Linked DNA regions of Homo sapiens: region 1 is linked to region 2. A link is an interaction called in ENCODE POLR2A ChIA-PET data of the cell type or tissue named here. Cell type or tissue: GM12878. All regions are shown on one strand. Each heading gives the region's core, and the rest is flanking DNA. Links, peaks and the distances in the headings are about the cores only.

Region 1 (10,950 bases), core at 4,084-8,083, 140 kb after region 2:
CTCTCTGTTTGGGTTTTAATAAGTGCAGGTTTATTTTTTTTTAATTAGCTAAAGCAGGGGAGCTCCAATGACAGGGCAAGGGTAGCTTAGCCAGATAAAATATTAGATGTCCAGTTCGATTTGAATTAAATTGCATGGGACATACTTATATTAAAAAATTATTTGTTGTTTACCTAAAATTCAGATTTTACTGGGTGTTCTGTATTTTTATTTGCCAAGTCCAGTGGCCCTAGGCAAGAGGAGTGTTGCAAAGGAAATGAAGGGAACCGCGTAATGTGTTTTGATTATTGTCCTTTGGGATTATTTGTGGTTTTGGGTTCTTTTTGAAAAAAAAAAAAAAAGACTTTTTTCATTTTAAACATGACAATGTATTTTATTAAGCTTTAAACCAGACAGATGTATATTTTAAGGACTTGTAATATGCTGATAACCTATCAAGGGACATCCCTTGATATGCTTCTTTGCTAGGAATCCAAATCTGATCCATGCCAAGATTTGTACCTCATTGGTTTCTCTATGAAGTGAAACTATGAGAAACACTACCCTCTATTTGTTTGTTTGATTGTTTTTTCTTTTGAACAACAGCAACAACAAAAACCCTTTACCTCAATCTGGGTATATCATGACTTTTTGGAAGCCTTATTCTAGGATCTTCTTTTTAGTTGGGATATCAGTGTTAGCCTAATTTCATTTTCTGCAGATAGCTTCATCATCCCAATTTTTAAAATGTTGATGAAATACTCTTGTGCTTTTATCAACTCCTACTTGGTAAAATCCCCTATCTCTGAGTGGTCACCCTAAAATACATGACATGGGCATGGATATTCCCAGCAAAAGTTCTGACACATTCACAAATGCTTCCTGAGGACATCTGTCTGTTTCCTTCTATGCACATTTTGAACATTCCAGCAGTGAGAATGACTAATGATGCTAAAGCTCTAGAAACTGTCACGTGTTGCTGTTCAGTATGTCAGAGCCTGTCTGCAGATAAGCCTCATTTCTTAAGAATAATCTGTCCCAATCAAGCTAGTTTTGCAACAAGGCTCATTTGCAAGTACCAAAGTCTATGACTTGTGAAAGAACCAAGCCACGCAAACCAAACACAGAACCCAGTGACAGAAACTATTGGTCTTTAGTGCGACTGGAAGGTAGCCAACCTGGTTCCCATTTAGGCAGGGAACCAGTTTGTCTCTCCAGTTAATGTCTGAATAAATTACCATTCATGTCCCTGAGGGTTTGGAATGATTGCAAATTATTTCTGAAATCCTGGGTAGAACTCATGTGGCCACTTACGATAAGCCTTGTCCTTCTGCAACTGGTCAGGTATCAGAGAGGTCTCATAAATCAAGATTGTAGTTATCAGGAAAAGTTGTTGGATTCATAGAGTAGGGGCCAAGGGAAAACTTTCCCTTTGCCCTCTGAAATTTCGTTGAAAAATCAATTGACACTAGACAGATTAACGGGAGAAATGGCATAGAAGTTTACTAATGTGCAAAGAGAGAAAATTACACACAATGGGGTACAGATGGTTATATACCCTTCTTCTTAGAGGAAACGGAGATAGGAAGTGTGGAGATAGGAAGTGGGGGGAAGGGCAGTAAATGATTTTTACTTGAAGAACCAACAGTGACCTGGGACAAAGTCTGTTGGGCCCACAGAACAGACAACAATTTGTGACAGAAGTCTGTTCAGATGTGTTGACAGACTTCATTCAGTCTTTCTTCCTGCTATATGAGTTGCTAATGGCAACTCAAGGAAGAGACCAGAAGTAATTGTTTTCTTCTCTGGAGGGTAAGATTTTAGGTAGATAAGGGAACTTCACAGAACCATTTCATCCTGTGCGTAGGGGAGAGACAGAAGATTGAGAGACAGGAGTGAGGGGAGGTCAGAGAGACCTTGAGCCTTCTTCAGGTTCAGAATATCAAAGCATCATATTTGGGGATATAGGTTTCTGAGCCCTAACAATGGGAAGAATGATCTTTCTGTATCATATGAATACTGAAGATTGTTGAAGTGAGCATCTAGTGCTCCTATCTCGATAAATTATCCAATGCCTTTCCCATCTCTTTCTCCTACCCATTCTCTAGTGGCCTGCCCCCTTGCCCTTTTTATTGTAGTGAAAACTTAGTAGTAAAAAATACACTTGGTAAAAATCATGACATCATGTAAATTGTATGTAAAAAGATGACATGCTCATACAAGATGCTTGATTCATTGCCTAGCAGAGCAGGCCACTGGTAGGTCTGCATACCACGAGCTGGTCTGTTTCGAGGTCACTTATGCTTACTATCATTGCAACAACTACTTCTTCCTCAGAAATTAGTCAGTGGAGATGTGACATTTATTTTATCTCAGAATTTTTATGTCTGTTTCTGAAAAGAAAAAGGTACCAGCAGCTGCAGTTCCCACTCCGTCTCCCAAAGGGATCTGGGCTAGAGGGTAGGGTATTGGATTTGTCATCATATTTTCCATCTGCTCACAGATTGTGAGGTTTATTATTGTTTCTGTTATTGTTTTTTGAGACAGGGTCTCACCTTGTTGCCCAGGCTGGAGTGCAGTGGCGCCATCTTGGCTCACTGCAACCTCCACCTCCCAGGTTCAAGTATTTCTTGTGCCTTAGCCTCTAGCCTCCCTGGTAGCTGGGATTACAGGTGTGCGCCACCAGGCCTGGCTAATTTTTGTATTTTTAGTAGAGACAGGGTTTCACCATGTTGGCCAGGCTGGTCTCGAACTCCTGACCTCAACTGATCCGCCCACCTCAGCTTCCCAATGTGCTGGGATTACAGGTGTGAGCCACTGCACCCCACCAGAGTGTGAGTTTTGATCTCCAACAGTATGCATTTTCTAGTGAAATTCGGTTTAATAAAATGAATAATGAGATAATAGCTAACATATATTGAGAACTTCCCATGTGTCAGGTAGTGCTCTGGGTGTTTAGGGTATTCTATTATTTAATTCTTACCACAACCCTATGAGGTGGGTACTAGGATATCTCCAGTTTACAGAGAAAACAAGGTGCAGAGAGATTAAGTAACTTGTCTAAGGTCACACAGACAAGGAGTGCTGGAGCCTAGGTCTAAGCCAGACAGCACTAGATCTTCATGACTTTGTCACAGTGCTTCACCTTGGAGAATAATGAGATGATGCTGGTATGTAGACATGCTAAGGAGGTCTTCCTTGCCTCACAGTCCTGATCAATATGGAGGCTTTTATGTAGTTCTGTTTGCGTTCATTCTTCCAATGCAAAGCTGGAGTTTACCTAGTGGGATAAGATTTGATTTTCATCCTTGAGAATGAGTTGTTCTTCAGGCTGGCCCATGAGTCTTCATCCTGTCAGCATTCTGATTACATTTCTCATTATCATTCTCCTGCAGTGATTCATGAGTATGATAAAACCGAACAGCCTTCTCAGTAAATAAGCAAAGCTTAGCTTACGGGGAAAAAAAAAAAAAAAAAAAAGTAGAGCTTTCCTTGAATCTGGAGAAATTAAGCACACAGGTGTCCTGCAATATTAGTTAAGAGACTACTGCACCCATCATACTGTAGCTTAAGACAGTTTCTTCTTTTAGTTTTTTCTAAAATGTCTCCATGTCTGTGTTATGCCACAAATAACACAGCCTTGGTTAACTTTTGGACTAAAAAAAATCAACTTATTGGCCAAGCATGGTGGCTTACACCTATGATTGTAGCACTTTGGGAGGCTGAGGCAGGAGGATTGCTTGAACTCAGGAGTTTGAGACCAGCCTGGGCAACTTGGCCAGACATCATCTCTACTTAAAGAAAAAAAACCGCCGGGTGCGGTGGCTTACGCCTGTAATCCCAGCACTTTGGGAGGCTGAGGCGGGCAGATCACGAGGTCAGGAGTTTGAGACTATCCTGGCCAATATGGTGAAACCCCATCTCTACTAAAAATACAAAAATTAGCTGGGCATGGTGGCGCGTGCCTGTAGTCCCAGCCACTCGGGAGGCTGAGGCAGAAGAATCGCTTGACCCCAGGAGGAGGCGGCTGCAGTGAGCTGAGATTGTGCCACTGCACTCCAGCCTGGGTGACAGAGTGAGATTCTGTCTCAAAATAAATAAATAAATAAATAAATAAATAAATAAATAAATAAATAAATAAAATAAAAAATAAAAAAACAAAAAAAATAAAAAAATAAAAAAACAAACAAACTAGCCAGGTGTGGTGTGCGCATGTCGTCTCAGCTACTCAGGAGACAGGTGGGAGAATCACTTGAGCCTGGGAGGATGAGGCTGCAGTAAGCCACAATCCTACCACTGCACTGTAGCCTGGGTGACAGAAGGAGACCCTATTTCTATTATAAATAAATAAATTTATTGAATGTCGTATTATATGTAGCATACCATATTTAAGCAGGGTCAAATTTTTGGTCTGACTTTTCAAATTAATGTGAATAAGTCACTTTGAAATTTTGGAGACAAAACCTTATTTAAGTTGAGAAATAGACAAACATTCATCCACTAAGAATTATTCTTTTTATTATTTTTAGTGTGTTTGAGTTGGTTCTTGCAAAGAAAATATAAACAAATCCCAAATATGAAAAAGTTTCTAAGTTTATATTAAGTGTATCCCATGAGTGACACAGGAAAATCCCTTTTAAGAGAAATGGTATTGCAAAAGACACAGCAAATCTTTTTCTCTTTTAAATAAAAATATGCATTCTGTGTCTAAGCATTTTCCAAACCTTTCTCCTTTGTGTGGCTTTTACTAAACCTTCAATCCTATAACAGTCATTGACTTCTTCCTACTTTCTTTTCCTCTCTTTCCTTCTCTCCCTTCACTCCCTTTCTTTTTCCCAGTGTTTACTGTGGGCTAGGCACTGTGTTAAACACTTTACCTGCATTTCTCTCTTTAACACTCAAAATGACACCATGAGATAGGTACCATTTTTTGTCCCATTGTGCAGATGAAGAAATCAACACTTTGAGAAGGTAAAGACTTTATAAGGTCACAAATTCTGGAAGAGCAGAGTCAGAATTCAATTCCAGGTTTGTCATATTTCAGAGCCCACAGTTTATTGCTTTCTGTGTAATGAGTAAATATTTCTTTTAGAATCAAAAAATATTTTAATTAAAATGTAATGACAGGAAAATAGTTTTGATCCTGGGAGCAAGAATTAGTCAAGAATGGACCTGATCTAAGACCACTGTAGTTTTTTGGACAGGCTATGAGCCAGTGGACTGGCACAGATGAATACAAATAACACATAGCTAATACTAATTGAGAATCTAAAAGGTGTATTCTGTGGCCTTTATAAGCATGAACTTATCCAATGAGTTCCATGAACTCATGATATAGATACTATACACTTGTTCTTATTTTAAAGACTAGGAATCTGAGGCACAGGGAGATAAAGTAACCTATGGAAGGTCCTGCTCAGAATCAGTGGAAGAATGAGGATTCTGCCTTCATTCCTAGCATTCTTCATGTGGTTAGCATAGTCCCCTAACCACAGTGCCAGGGCACCTCTTGCCTGTGATCCCTAAGTGCTCTTCTGCAGGTTTCTTTCTTTCCTTTTTTTCTATTGTTTTTTTGAGATGGAGTTTCACTCCTGTTGCCCAGGCTGGAGTGCAACGGCGTGATCTTGGCTCACCACAACCTCTGCCTCCTGGGCTCAAGCAATTCTCCTGCCTCAGTCTCCTAAGTAGCTGGGATTTACAGGCATGTGCCACCACGCCCGGCTAATTTTGTATTTTTAGTAGAGACAGGGTTTCTCCATGTTGTTCAGGCTGGCCTCAAACTCCCGACCTCAGGTGACCTGCTCGCCTCGGCCTCCCAAAGTTCTGGGATTACAGGCGTGAACCACCACACCCAGCCTCTTTTGCATGTTTCTTGGGGAATGCAGAGCCAGTTAACTTTACAACTAGCCATTCACTTGGAATTCACATCCACAGCATAGAAAAGACCATAGCGTATGCTTTCCCTATGGAGAGAATCCAATAACTATCAAGCCATATATTCCCCTTTTTTTTTTTTTTTTTTTTTTTGAGACACAGTTTCGTTGCCCAGGCTGGAGTGCAGTGGTGCAATCTCAGCTCACTGCAACCTCTGCTTCCCAGGCTCAAGCGATTCTCCTGCCTCAGCCTCCTGAATAGCTGGGATTACAGGTGCCCACCACCATGCCTGGCTAATTTTTGTATTTTTAGTAGAGACGGGGTTTCACCATGTTGGCCAGTCTGGTCTCAAACTCCTGACCTCGTGAACTGCCCTCCTCCGCCTCCCAAAGTGCTGGGATTACAGGTGTGAGCCACCACGCCCGGCTGCCATATATTCTTTGTATAAGTGACAGGTCTGAAAATAGCTGTGTTTATGATTACGGAGTTAAAGGGAAAAGAATGCCATAGCTAATGGGAGAGAAAAATGAAAGGTCAATTGAATTCGCCCATGGTAAATGTTAGAAATTTAAGGGTCAATGTGATCCTTTCATATGAAATACTAAGTTCTTGGAATCAACTTACGGGAAAATCTAGTATGTTTAGTGTTTTACAAGTGCTTTTTTTTCTGCCTAAAATTTAAGAAATACTTTACCCAATGTACTAAATATATATGTGTGCATGTGTGTGTGTGTGTATATATATAAAAAATATATATAATATAATATATAATTATATTATATACACACATATATAATATATAATATACATATTGTACATATGTATAATACATATTACATACATATGTATTATATGTATAATACATATTATATATATTATATGTATAATACATATTATATACATATATTATATGTATAATACATATACGTATATAATATGTATAATACATATTATATACGTATATTATGCGTATAATACAGATATATGTATATATATGATATGTTGTGTGTTATATATAACATATATATGATATGTTGTGTGTTATATATAACATATATAGGATATGTTGTGTGTTATATATAACATATATAGGATATGTTGTGTTATATATAACATATATAGGATATGTTGTGTGTTATATATAACATATATAGGATATGTTGTGTGTTATATATAACATATATAGGATATGTTGTGTGTTATATATAACATATATAGGATATGTTGTGTGTTATATATAACATATATAGGATATGTTGTGTGTTATATATAACATATATAGGATATGTTGTATGTTATATGTAACATATATAGGATATGTTGTGTGTTATATGTAACATATATATGATATGTTGTGTGTTATATATAATATATATGATATGTTGTGTGTTATATATAACATATATGATATGTTGTGTGTTATATATAACATATATATGATATATATATTGTTTTGGTGAGTTGGTACTTTTTTTTGTTATTGTTGAGATGGAGTCTTGCTCTGTCGCCCAGGCTCAAGTGCAGTGGCGTGATCTCAGCTCACTGCAAGCTCCACCTCCCGGGTTCATGCCATTCTCCTGCCTGAGCCTCCCGAGAGTACAGGCACCCACCACCACGCCCGGCTAGTTTTTTTGGTATTTTTAGTAGATACTGGGTTTCACCGTGTTAGCTAGGATGGTCTCAATCTCCTGACCTCGTGATCCACCCGCCTTGGCCTCCCAAAGTGCTGGGATTACAGGCGTGAGCCACTGCACCAGGCCCTGTGCTTTGTTTTTTTAAAAGAAACTTCCTAGAAACCCTGATCAAGTGGGAGTTTTTTTGAACCCGTTAATAAGAACACTTTATTGTAATGAAAATAAGAAGTATTTGGGCATGCATCTGATAATTATGTGTTGAATGCCTTCTGAGGGCAATGCTTTGTGCCATGTGTCATGTGCCTGGTGCAGCTTCCACTTCCAATTATGTCTGGAATCTGATTTCACCATTGATGTCACCACTCCACCATTACCATTCTGCTTTCAGCCATTATCATCTCTTGCCCAGATTATTACAATAGCTTCTAAGTGCTCTCCCGGCCACTCCTTTCCCTTTCTGTAACACAGACTCCACCCAGAAACAGCCACAGTGATGTTATAAAAATCTAAACCAAATCAAGTCATTTTTCTGCTTGAAATAATGCAGTGGCTTCTCATCTTATTCAGGAAAATAGGTAATCCAAAGTGCTTATCAAGGTTTGCAAGGACCTTAGGATCTGGCTCACTGCCAGTCTTCTCTCACCCCTCCTTTCTCAGCTCTGAAGTCCTCCTGGCTGCTCCAAACATGATTGCTCAGTGTCCCCACACCTGCTGTTCCCTATGCTCGAATGCTTTTCCCCTTGATGTCTCCCTGGCTCACTTCCTTCCATTCTCCAGGTCTCTGCTCAAATATCACCTCAGTAAAGAGTCTGTTCTTGACCATTACATAAAATAGTACTCACCTCCTACTGCCATCAATATCTATCCCTTTACCCTGTTTTATTTTTCTTTATAACAATTACCGCCTCCTGACACAAAATACATTTCATGTATCTGCATGAGTGAATTCAATTGGCCTTTTATTTTCTTTCCTGTTATCTATGACATTCTTCTCTTGCTTATTGTTTTTCTTACCTCATTGTCCATGCCATATTAGGTTGTAAGCTACATGAACATGGGGACTTTCCTTTTTTTTTTTCCAACAAATATTTTTTGTTGTTTGTTTTTTTGAAACAGAGTTTCACTCTTGTTGCCCAGGCTGGAGTGCAATGGCACGATCTCAGCTCACCGCAACCACAACCTCTGCCTCCTGGGTTCAAGCAATTCTCCTGCCTCAGCCTCCCGAGTAGCTGGGATTACAGACATGCGCCACCACGCCCAGCTAATTTTGTATTTTTAGTAGGGACGGGGTTACTCCACGTTGGTTAGGCTGGTCTCGAACTCCCGACCTCAGGTAATCCACCCACCTTGGCCTACCAAAGTGCTGGGATTACAGGCGTGAGCCACCGCACCCGGCTTCAACAACAAATATTTAATGAGCACCTACTCTATGCCAAGCTCTAGGCATCTAGAAATTAACAAAAGAGACCAGGTCTTGTACTTATGTAGATTACACTTCAGTAGGGTGAGATAGACAAGAAACAAGCAAGTAAATACTATCATATGAAAGATGGTGATTAATGCTCTGGAGAAAAATCAGAATGCTGTAGAATATGGGATGATTTGGTTAGGGCTAAAAGGATGACCTGTCTTTAACAAGGTAGGCAAGACTATAGGAGGAGCAGGTTTTGAGAGGAAATTAAGAATTTGCAATATACTTGTTAATTTAAAAATGCCTTCTAGGCATCCCGTGGAGAGGTTAAGTATGAGTCTGGAGTTCCATGGAGAAAATAAGCTGACATATAAATTTGGGATTCACCTGTGCACAGCCATTGACTGGATGAGATCACAGAGAGAATGGCCTGAGGGATAGAAGGGATCAAGCCCAAGTCATTGCTCATCCCAAATTAAAGATTTGTAAAATGAGAACGAACCTTAAAAGAGGACTAAGAAAGAATGGTCAGTGAGACTGGGCACAGTCGCTCATGCCTATAATCCTAGCACTTTGGAAGGCCCTCAAGGTGGCAGGATCGCTTGAGCCCAGGTGTTTGAGACTGGCCTGGGCAGCATAGCAAGACCTCCCTCTCTACAAAGAACAAAAAAATTAGCCAGGTGAGGCAGCACACACCTGTCATCCAAGGCTGAGGTGGGAGGATTGCTTGAGCCCGGCAGGTCAAGGCTGCAGTAAGCTGTCATTATACCATTGCACTCCAGCCTGGGTGACAGAGTGACCCTGTCTCAAAAACAAACAAACAAACAAACAAACAAACAAAAAACAAAAAGGTCAGAGAGCACTGAGGAGAATCAAGAAACAGTTGTGAAAGCCAAATGAAGAAAGCAGTTTAAATGTGACTGACTGACTGATGGCCTGTGTTAAATCCTGGTGAAAGATCAGGTCGGGTGAGTTTGGAGAAATGACCACTGGGTTTGGCAACCTCAAGGTCACTGATGACTTTGACAAGTGCTGTCTTGGTGAAAAAAACATCTCTTTTAAGAACTTTTGCTTTGAGGGGAAACAGGGAATTGAGGTGGTAGGATCAAGAGAATTTCTCTTAAAAAAATTATTGTAGGCTGGGCATGGCGGCTCATACCTGTAATCCTAGGACTTTGGGAGGCTGAGGTGGGCAGATCACCTGAGGTCAGGAGTTCGAGACTGGCCTGTCCAACATGGTGAAACCCCGTCTCTACTAAAAATACAAAAAAATTACCTGGGCCTGGTGGAGGGCGCTTGTAATCCCAGCTACTTGGGAGGCTGAGGCAGGAGAATTGCTTGAACGTGGGAGGCAGAGGTTGCAGTGAGCCGCGATTGTGCCACTCCAGCCTGGCAACAAGAGCAAAACTCGGTCTCAAAAAAAAAAAAAAAAATTATTGTCCTAGAAAACACTAATAACGTTGGCCTGGTGTGGTAAACCAGCAATTTGAGAAGCCAAGGCGGGGAATTGCTTGAGCCCAGGAGTTCAAGACCAGCCTGTGCAACATGGGGAAAGCTTGTCTCTACAAAAGATACAAAAATTAGCCAGGCATGCTGGCACATGCCTATAGACCCAGCTACGCAGGAGGCTGAGGTGGGAGGATCACTCGAGCCCAGGAAGTTGAGGCTGCAGTGAGCCATGATCATGCTACTGCACTCCAGCCATAGTGACAGAGTGAGACCCTCTCTCAATAAATAAATAATTTTAAAAAGAAAATTCATAATATACAATCTATCCTCTTAAAGTGTTCATTTAGTACAGTATTATTAACTGTGAGCACAAGAAAAATTTTTTTTGATAGAAGAAATCACAGCATATTTGATAAAGTGAAAGAAAATTCATGTTTTGGGAAGGATAAAATTGCTGGAACAATGTCCTAGAGGAGATAAGAAGGGAGGGATGGCGAGGCTGAGCGATTTTCCTAAGGTCACATAGCCAGTAAGTGACAGGTCAGGATTCCAATCCAGGTCTTCTGGCTCTCTGTTTTTTACTGACATTTTGCTATACCGTAA
Region 2 (10,950 bases), core at 2,828-6,827:
TTTTGGCTCCTTAGCCAATGCATGCAAGGATGGTAGAAAAAACACTCATCTTCCTTCTACTATCCTAAAAGCAACTTCCGACATCAAGAATTTTTTTGGATCTCTCATCCAAAGGTATAAACCTTAACAGTGGGAAATTCAGACCAGGTGAGAGGAAAGGGTTACACACTAAGAGATGACTTAGGTTTGGGTAGTTTCATCAGGAGAGGTCTGCCTGCATCCTGGTTCCTGTCCTTGTTTTGGGAAACTCTTTTTAGCATACTTGGAGTACATATTCAGTTAAACTTGCAAAGTGAAGAATCAGAGAATGGAGGCCTAAATGTGATTCACCTGAGGCCACACGCAGAGTGAGGAGATACCAGTGTGCTTCCTGCAGAAGCATCTCCCACATCTCTGCCAAGCCTTTTTATCTCCTTTGAAACAGAATCTCTAATGGAATAAACCACTCCAGGGATCCTAGAGTCTTGTGTTTGTTCCTCCTATGCAGAAAGGCAAAGGAAAAAATTAAATAATATCTGAATACCGCCCAGTGCACAGAGAGTACCTGTGAAATTACAGGGACATTCAGCCAGCAAAGAATGTCCCCCTGGCCAGGGTGCCTGGAGGAAGGCTTTTAAGCATTACCATGCTGTACAGCATGGGGCTGCCAGCTTGACCAGATTCTAGCTGGAAGGATCAGGCATCTTTAAAGACCGGTAGCATTCAGGGCCATTGCTGGGCCACATGGCTCCTTTGTGCAATTAGAAAATGCAGTTCCACAGGGTAGGCAGCACTTAGAAAGCCACTGGCTGGACTTCACCTCCCTTTGTTCCCTTGGCTAGCATCTTGGGCAACAACATTCTGTACAAGCATGCACCATGGCCCTGCTGGCTTCTTGGTCTCCACGTGCCTCCTTCTTGTTGGTCATTAAGGTTATGCCATTTTCCCCCATTATTAAGTAATGTCAGGTAAGGTCTGAGGAGATGGAGATGAAGACTTTTACAGGTCGCAGGGGAACACTGACATGTCACTCATCATTTTGTGTGTGTGTGTGTGTGAGACAGAGTCTCACTCACTCTGTAGCCAGGCTGGAGTGCATTGGCAGAATCTCAGCTCACTGCAACCTCCCATCTCCTGGATTCAAGCGATTCTCTCCTGTCTCAGCCTCCTGAATAATTGGGATTACAGGCACCCGCCACCATGCCAGGCTGATGTTTGTATTTTTCGTAATGATGGGGTTCCACCATGTTAGCCAGGCTGGCTTTGAACTCCTGACCTCAAGCGATCTGCTCACCTTGGCCTCCCAAAGTGCTGGGATTACAGGTGTGAATCCCCGTGCCTGGCCATCACCCATCAATTTTTAAATGGTGGAGTAGCTCCCATGATGGATGTTATGAAAGGGTCTATGGGTGCATATGAAAGGGAGTGGTCATTACTACTCAGTCCAGGTAAAACTCCCTGGATGGAGGGTGAAGACAATGTGGTTTGAGTTGTTAGGTAAATGTTTCCTTATCATTTTTCATTATATGTTACATTTACATTCTGTTCATCCCTAAGATATAACTCCTTAAGATTACATCTCTCAGATGTAAACTCCACCAGAGTAAGGACTGTCTTGGTTACCTACTGTGTTCATTTCCTGAGACTGATGTAACAAATTTCTACACGTTCGTGGCTTAAAACAGCTCCAGAGGCCAGAAGTCCAAAATCAAGATACTGGCAGGGCTGTGCTTTCCCCAGAGCATCTAGAGGCAAATCCTTCCTTGCCTCTCTCAGCTTAGTGGGTCCAGACATTCCTTGGCTTGTGGCTGTGTCGCTCTAATCTCTGCCTTTGTCTTCACATGGGCTTCTCCTCTTGTCTCTGTGTCTTCTCCTTTGTCTCTCATAAAGACCCCTATCATTGGATTTAGGGCCCTCCTAAATAATTCAGGATAATCTCTTCTCAAGATCCTTAAATTAATTACATCTACACAGACCCTTTTATCCACATAAGGTCATATTCATAGGTTCTGGGGGTTAGGGTGTGGACATATCTTTCTAGGGCCATCATTCAGTGTACTATATCTGAGTGCCTAGATTACTGTTTTACACCTAGGAGGTTGCTCAATAAATAGTTTTCAATTTAATTTATATGTTTCAGCCTTAGTTTATCCATAAGCTTGCCATGAGGTTCAGAAACCATCATTTATATCCAGAGATGGTATAAGGCAGTGGTTAGGGGCATGAACATCCGCGTAATACTTGCTGGGTTCAAGTTCAGAATCTCTGCTTGCTGCCTGTATAATTTGAGGCAAGTTCTTTAGCTTCTCTCTACTTCAGTTTCTTCTTCTATAAAAAGAAATAATAATAATAATAAAGATCAACTTTATTGGGGAGGGGTGACTATTAAGTCAAGATATGCAAAGAGTACCCAGAACTGTCTTGGACTTTGTGCCCAATAGGTTTTGGCTTTTATTATAAAAATAAAAGAATGATATGACAATGTACAATATATAAACAATCTCAAATTGTTTGATTTTATCAGACTCCCTCTCCACTTTCAGAAACAGCTGAGAGGGCTGTCACTGCACTGAGATTAGCATGGCATTCCAGAACTCGGGCCCGGTAAGCATCCAGGTCCAAGGGTGCCTTGGAGGGGTACACCTCACCTTTGCAGTCCAGGGCAGAGGAAGGCAGGGAGGCTAGGAGTGCAGCACTGAGAGAGCAGTGGCCACTGCCTTACAAGGCCAAGAAGCGTCCCATCTCCCCAACAACTGTCAGGTTCCTTCCTGCCCTGGGAACAGCTCTAATCTGTCTGTTTACCACCTACCTGCCAGCCTTCAGCAGGAATTCCAGGACTGCTGGGCCTATCAGCTGAAGTAGAGGATGAAAAAGAACAAATCCAAAGGCAGAAGAAATAGGACAATATGATAGATGGATTTGACAAGAATCCAGACCAATTGTGGGCAGACCAAGTTGAAAAGCGTGAGAGGCTAGAGTTATCTCAGCAGGGGTTTCGTTTTGTTTTGTTTTGTTTTTGAGACAGTCTCACTCTGTCGCCCAGGCTGAAATGCATTGGTGTGATCTTAGCTCACTGCAACCTCTGCCTCCTGGGTTCAAGTGATTCTCTCGTGCCTTAGCCTCCAGAGTAGCTGGGATTACAGTTGTGTGCCACCACACCCAGCTAATTTTTGTATTAACACCGTAGAGATGGGGTTTCACCGTGTTGGCCAGGGTAGTTTTGAACTCCTGAGCTCAAGTGATCCATCTACCTCAGCCTCCCAAAGTGCTGGGATTACAGGCATGAGGACTGTACCCAACCATCTCAGCAGTTATTTTAAAAAATGTTTAGCCTTCTGATGAGAACACGTGGACACGTGGTGCGGACAACAAACACTGGGGCCAGTCGAGGGGGCTGCGGGGAGAGAGATCATCAGGAAGAGTAGCTAACACTTAGGTGGTGGGTTGATCTGTGCAGCAAGCCACCATGGTACATGTTCATCTCTGTAACAAACCTGCACATCCTGCACGTGTACCCCAGACTTTAAAATAAAAGTTGAAGGAAAAAAGTTCACTTTTCTGCTTTCCAGTTGCTTATTTAAAAAAAAAAAAAAAAAAAAAGAAGCATCTGGCTGGGTGTGGTGGCTCATGCCTGTAATCCCAGCACTTCGGGAGGCCGAGGCAGGTGGATCACCTGAGGTCAGGAGTTTGAGCCCAGCCTGGTCAACATGATGAAACCCCGTCTCTACTAAAAATACAAAAAATTAGCTGGGCATGGTGGCGGGCACCTATAATCCCAGCTATTCGGAAGGCTGAGGCAGGGAGAACTGCTTGAACCCAGGAGGCAGAGGTTGCAGTCAGCCAAGATCGCACCATTGCACTCCAGCCTGGGCAACAGAGCGAGACTCCATCTCAAAAAACAAACAAACAAACAAAAATGCATCTAAGTTGTCTGAGTGATGTCCTGCTCAAGTCCATAAGGGACTTGCTTTATTACAGAAAAGTGGCCAAACCCAGTAATATTGAAAGTATGGTCCAGGGACTGCTTCTGGTCAGGCAACTGTTTATTACCAGTCTGTGACAAAGACAGAAATTGCCAGTAAGGTGTTTAGAAACTTTAATAGCAATATGATATCCCAATGGGTGATCAATGGACCCATCTTACTGAATAGGGTAGAGACAAGTTTGAGTGTCGTTGCACTCACGTGGTGAGCTGCATGTGTCGTGGGCTGAGTGCTAGTATTGGTCTGTGATGGATTGGGATCAGACCCTTGTCCATGACCATAAAATCTTGAGCAATATTGCAGCAAGCCAAATGGCAAAGATGACTATGTGCCCCAAGACCACACTTTTTTTTCCTATAGTTTTTTTAAGAGAGACACGGCCTCGCTCTGTTGCCCAGGCTGGTCTTGAACTCCTAGGCTCAAGCAATCCTCCCATCTCGGCTTCCCAGAGTGCTGGGATTACAAGCATAAGCCACTGTGCCAAGCCTCCCTAAATGTTTAAATCTTGTCATTGCCACCATTCTGCAAGATTTACCTTTGAATCTAGAAAAGAACTTGGAGTCTTTCTACTAGGCCTATCCCCACACCACTTCCCATCATAGAGGTGAAGAACCTGAGGCCGGGACACACCACAGGACTCTCAGAATGACACAGCCAGTCAGATTTTCCTGGCACAAAACCCAGTGTTCTTTCAAAGCCACCATTCTTTTCCTGTAACTAATGCAAAAGCAAATCTTAGCCCATGACAGGGAATCACAGATTCCAAATGAGTGCCCTCAGAATGACTGGTTTCCTTGAAAGCAGCTGTTTCATAAACATGACTTTGCGGGGGCAGCTCAGGCCTTCCATGCAGTGGAGTCTGCTGGTCTTGGGGCTGCTCTGTTAAGCAAAGGATGGGAACCAAAGGTACTGACATTTTAATATTAGCCACACAGATGTCTTGGCTTGTAATCTGGAGAAAATCAGTCAGTGTCCCAGCTGAATCTGTAAATAGGAACGACAATAAGATTTGCTCTCTCTCGGGACATCCTAAGAATTTTTGTCAGGCTAGAAGAGGCAGCCTGGAGAGATTTGTTTGATCTGGGAAAGCAGAAGTCAAACTTGGTTTTTCATTCGGTAAGATCCACTGTGGTTAAAATGTGGTCAGAGGGCTCATTCAGCCTCCTACTTCAGGTCGAACTATACTTACCTTCTCTTACTTTTAAAGAAGGAAGGGAGATTCTGTAAATGAGTGGCTTTTCTTTTAGTCAGTGCTGTCATATGCCATGACAATATTGTATTTAAGTCTGTTCTCACAGTGCTAATAAAGACATACCTGAGACTGGGTAATTTATAATGGAAGGAGGTTTAATTGACTCACAGTTTAGCATGGCTGGGGAGGTTTCAGGAAACTTACAATCATGGCAGAAGGGGAAGCAAACACATCCTTCTTTACATGGCAGCAGCAAGGAGAAGCGCTGAGCATAAGGGGGGAAAATCTCCTTGTGATTCATGCCTGTAATCCCAGCACTTTAGGAGGTTGAGTTGGGTGGATCGCTTGAGGTCAGGAGTTTGAGACCAGCTTGGCCAACATGGTGAAACCCCGTCTCTACTAAAAATACAAAAAATTAGCTGGGCATGGTGGCAGGCACCTGTAATCCCAGCTACTTGGGAGGCTGAGGCAGGAGAACTGCTCGAACCTGGGAGGCGGAAGTTGCAGTGAGCCGAGATCACACCATTGCACTCCAGCCTGGGCAACAAGAGTGAAACTCCGTCTCAAAAAGAAAAAGAAAAAGAAAAAGAAACCATTAGATCTCATGAGAACTCACTATCACGAGAACAGTATGAGGGTAACCACTCCCATGATTCAATTACCTCCCCACCAGGTCCCTCCCATGACACATGGGGATTATGGGAACTATAATTCAAGATGAGATTTGGATGGGGACACAACGAAACCATATCAAATATTAATAGAGTCTGGCAGGGAGGAAGCATGACTTCATACTGGTGGTGAGTCAGAAGGGGCATCTTCATATTTTAAGGAAGGTGGCACTTAGATTCCAAGTGCGTCCTGTGTGCAGTGGAGTCATATGCAGCTCTAATAAAGAACATTATTCAGGCCAGGCATAGTGGCTCATGCCTGTAGTCCCAGTTTGTTGGCAGCCTGAGGCGTGAAGATTGCTTGAGCCCAGGAGTTCAAGACCAGCCTGGGCAACATAGTGAGACCTCATCTCTACAAAAAATACAAAAATTAGCCAAGCATGGTGGTACATGCCTGTCGTCCCAGCTACTCGGGAGGCTGAGGCGGGAGGATCACTTAAGTCCAGGAGTTTGAGTCTGCAGTGAGCTATGATCATGCCAGTGCACTCCAGCCTGGACAACAGAGCGAGGCCCTGTCTCCAAAAAATAATTAATTATTTAATTTAAATGTTCGAAAGAACATTATGCAGATGCTTCTCAGGCTTCTCTTCAGATGGCAAAATCTCACTGGTTTTCAAATATCCTAACTGAAATGTTCAGTTCCAGCTATCTTTTGCTTCATCCAGTAATTAGTTTCAAGTTTTTTTTTGCCTCTTTTTAGATATGAATCCCATGCTAGGTAACAAATTATAGTGACAGGAAAATGTGGATTTTTCCATAAAGTTTAAATATTCACCACTCAACCTTTTAGCAGAAAGCTCTGGGACCAACCTAGCATAAGTATAGAGTTGAGGGTTAAGAGTAAGCATTCTTCCCTTCGTCACTTATGTGGCCTTGAACCAATTAGTTAAGATTTTGTGCCTCATTTTCCTCATCTGCAAAATGGAAATAATCATAAGGTATACTTTGGGGATTAGTGTGAGGGGCAAATGAGTTAACATGTATAAATTGCTTAAAATAGTATTTGGCAGCCAGGCTTGGTGGCTCATGCCTGTAATACCAGCACTTTGGGAGGCTGAGGCAGGTGGATCACGAGTTCTGGAGTTCAAGACCAGCCTGGCTAAGATGGTGAAACCCCATCTCTACTAAAAATACAAAAATTAGCCGGGCATGGTGGCGGGTGCCTGTAATCCCAGCTACTCGGGAGGCTGAGACAGAGAATTGCGTGAACCCCGGAGGCAGAGGTTGCAGTGAGCCAAGATTGCATCACTGCACTCCAGCCTGGGCAACAGAGGGAGACTCCATCTCAAAAAGAAAAAAAAAATAGTATTTGACAATGACGATAGCTGCTGTTATTATCATGACCCAAATGCTATATTTGCTTCAAGCAAATGGAATGATTCTCAGACCAAATTTTTTCACCAGGCATTTATTAGAAGGAGGTTTCATGTAATTCTGAATTATGCTCCGAATCATATTCACTTCATTCAATATGAAAAGCAAGTATAGATTTACAGTTTAATTGTTTTGAGACAGGGCAGGATTCCTAATCACATTTTTAGAAATGACTTTTGTGTCTCATATTGTTCATCTCCTCTATCCTCTCACCAAGATTCCACTGTGTTTCATACCAGCTTGTTCAGTTGAACAAGGTGGAGAAGCCCATTTACTGTTTGGATTAAATTTTTTTATCACCAGTGTATGAGGATTTGCATTAAATAAATTATAGGTAATTACATTAACAAACCAAGAAGACTTACAGTTAAAGAGGGCAAAAATATAATTTACTTAACTGCTCTATGAAATCTATTTGTGGATTTCTCTCTTCTCAAAGGAGAATTAATCAGAGAACAACTTTGTTGTTATTGTTGTTGTTGTCGTTTAAGAAAAAAAAGAAAGAATGAATGAAAGATCACATAGTAGCAGTGGTACCCTATTCACCTTGCAACAGTTGTACTCTGCGCACCTGCCCCAGGTTATAGCAACATCAAGGTCAAGCTCCCAATATTTCAAGTACAAATAAGACTTCACCTGTGCACAAACATGTGCTTACACACTTCCATCCTCCTGAATTTTCTTTCCAGACTGTTTTACAGATAAGGAAGCAGCTCTCAAAAGACCTCTCTCAGACATTTGAAAACACATTTTTTTTCAGAGTGCTAAATTCATGCTTCTTATTTTATATATGTTAGAAATAAACACATAAATAATAAACAGTCTTGCCTGGACTGGTTCATGTTCAATTCATAGGCACTGAGTATTCTTTATTAGGACATACTCACTATTGTTTGTTGAATTATTGCACTTTTAAGAAATCAATCTGAAGATTAAACATTAGGAGTCTCGATAAAAAACAAGTCTCTATACTTTATGAAGATCTTAGGAATTTCTAACTGACTTTGGAACAGCCATTTGTTAAAAAACACTTTCCCATCCCAAACTCCACTGACTCCATTTTTCTTCTGCACTAACTCTCCCTTCCTCCTCCCCCATATTTGGAGCAGCGTCTCTATGTCCCATTCACTCTCCTACACCTGCCAAATCACCAGTGACTATTTAGGGGCTAAGTGCAAAGGAGACTTCTAAATCCTCACTTTCATCAACTGTTGAGCAGCAACGGAAGCTGCTGAATGCTCCCTATTTCTTCTTGAAACACACTCTCTCCTTGTTTACTTGAGATGACACTATCCTTCCTCTGTCCATCTGGGAAATATTGGTGCTTTGAGGTTCTTGACTTGGGGCTCCTTTCTTCACTTCTCCCATTCTCTGAGTGACATTGTCTGTTCCCATGGCTTCTGAAATATAGGCATTCTTTGATCTAATTTTTTCTCCAGACCTACCCATATAGCCAACTGCCCCCTAACCATATCCATTTGGATCCCCCCAGACACCTATAACTCAGCATGCTAAAAATTCATTAGTCATTACTTTCTCTGATTGATTCCTTTTCATTGATTCTTAATCTCATTGAAAAACATCACCATGCACCCAGTTGCCCAAGTCTGAAATCAGGACATTGTCCTTGCTTCTTTTCACCCTTTCAAATCCTCTATCTAATCAGTAATTTTATATAATAAAAGGATTCTTGATTCCTTCTACACTTTTTCTTTCCCACTTCCATGACAGTAGTCCAGGCCACCATTATCTTTCATGGGGATTGATGCAAGAGCTTCTCACCTAGTCTCCCTTCCCCTAGTGTTGTGTCCTTCTGACCTAACCTCTGCCACCCAGCAGAAGTATCTTTCAAAGTTCATATTTGATGATGCTACTCTCCAGCTTCAAACCCTTTACCTGTTTTCCTTGGACTATAAGATAAAGTTCAACTTCCTTAATTTAGCTTAGAGAGTCTTTTATGATGTGACCTCCTCTTACTTCTCTGGCCTTGTCTCTCATAATTGTGTCATTCCATTGCTGACCACTCCAGCAACTACCTGCCATTCCTTGGATGTACCAAGCTCTGTCTGTGTCCCGTTCTTTGGATCTACTGTCCCTTCTCCAAGGAACGTTCTTCAGCTGCTCTTTATGTGGTTAACTCCTACTGAACCATCAAGTCTCAGCTGAGATACCACTTTCCCTGAGCCCTAAACCCTGGTTTAATGTTTCCTGTGGGCATATTTACCTTAGAGCTTACTGTGTCATAGTACATTGGAAGCTGATTTTTTTCTCTATCCTCCTCTAGCCTCAGCTGCCTAGGGGTAAACACACTACAGTGTTCACCCTTGTATTCTCAGATCTTAGTACACTGCCAGGCTCAATGGGTTTTCAAACATATTTACATAAAGAAAGAAAACAATGACAAAAGTGCAGATGACATGCCCATGGATACTCTGGACATAAATGCTTGTAATATTTCTCTCTGTAAGCGTTTCCAGTGGGAAGTTCAGCTTTTGTCTCAATTACTCTGATTGGCATGCAATCATGACAAGAAACTAAAGGAAGGAGATTGTTTTCTTGACATTTACTGAGAAGTATAGACAAGTACTGCCATGAACAAACATTCTTGCTAACAATTCTTGCTCTAAATTGGTTGATATAACATCCACTTGAGTCAAAATGATTAAGTAGGTATCCATTGAGTGTCATGCATCGCAATGGCAAAGCATTGGAGTTACAGAAAATAAGTAAAATCATCTCCCTTGCTCTTACAGATCTGACAGTCTAGGCACCCAATAGATGGGTAAACAAGTACTGAGAGATGTCATACTTGTCCTCAAGATAGTAGAAATTCAAGAAAGTAGTGACCATGGAGGACCTTAGGATTTGGGCTTTTACCCCAGTGGTGTTTGGCTGAGTTAATCTTTCTAAAATGTATTCATCATTCAATCAAGTGCTTCTTCTGGAGGCCAAGCATAATTAGAGATACAGAGATGAAAATGACAGTCATTACCCTCACAAGACCTATAATCTACCCAATAATAATGGGAGGCAAGCCTTTAGAGTTTTTTAATTTGGAGTTTTCAGAGATTTCCTGAAGCTTCTGGACTGACGTTTCTATTGTACTTGAGTCCCATCATTTGACATTAGAAGATCTCCTTCCAAGAAATATTTCTTACCACCAAAAGACAGTTAACTTTGACTTCAGACAGAACATTCTGGTCTGCACCCAGAACCTTTAATACCTGAATCTTTTAAATCAGTGATGGTCTCTTCTTCTAAAAAGTAAAAGGTAAATCAAATTCAGTATGTCTCAATTAATTGGAAGGGAGTTTCAAGCTCATAGGAAATGAACTACGAAGCCATGTTGGGATATGAACTGAATGGTTGCTATTGAGATGGAGCAAATGTACCTGGATATCATTAGGTGGAACCAGACTGGAAAATGGGGGTCCTTCCTTGACCTCAGTGAAGATTTGGCCCTTTCAGCCTCAAGTAGTATCCCAGCTCCAGAACTGGACCTGAGTTACTGGATAATGCTGTCATTAGGAAACTGTGACCACCTAGGAGTTGGACTGCTAAATGGGCAATGTCAGCAGGTTGTTACAGATACTCTATGCAGACCAAGCTTATTTGGCTCTTCTCAGCTCAGCCACCTGTTGTAAACAGCTGAGAGGGGCTTAGCTCCACGTGGAGGTTGTCACTATCTCTGGTATGTTGTCTCTCCCTGGGAACGGACATGAGTGTGGAAACAGGGAGGACACAGTTGATT

The links. ChIA-PET counts read pairs that join two places held together with the same protein. Peaks named below come from ENCODE experiments on the same cell type or tissue, not always from the same donor. Only the 100,000 strongest peaks of a DNase experiment are listed, where the experiment ranks them.
Region 1: POLR2A ChIA-PET joins it to region 2 with 5 read pairs; 5 of 35 experiments call an interaction of 5 or more read pairs at or near these places.

What each region holds. Positions count from the first base shown.
Region 1 is chr9:110,028,622-110,039,571 of GRCh38, forward strand. The region is part of intron 7 of PALM2AKAP2 (PALM2 and AKAP2 fusion); the gene reads left to right. Among named protein-coding and RNA genes, the nearest start is that of C9orf152, 170 kb to the right of the region's middle. In GM12878, for the core only: no CTCF peak of the experiment used is centred there; no DNase peak of the experiment used is centred there.
Region 2 is chr9:109,890,467-109,901,416 of GRCh38, forward strand. All of the region lies in intron 3 of PALM2AKAP2 (PALM2 and AKAP2 fusion), which reads left to right. Among named protein-coding and RNA genes, the nearest start is that of PALM2AKAP2, 120 kb to the left of the region's middle. RefSeq lists an enhancer at 3,073-3,232. In GM12878, for the core only: no CTCF peak of the experiment used is centred there; DNase peaks (open chromatin) are centred at 4,624 and 5,085; H3K4me3 peaks cover 2,303 bases; H3K27ac peaks cover 3,206 bases.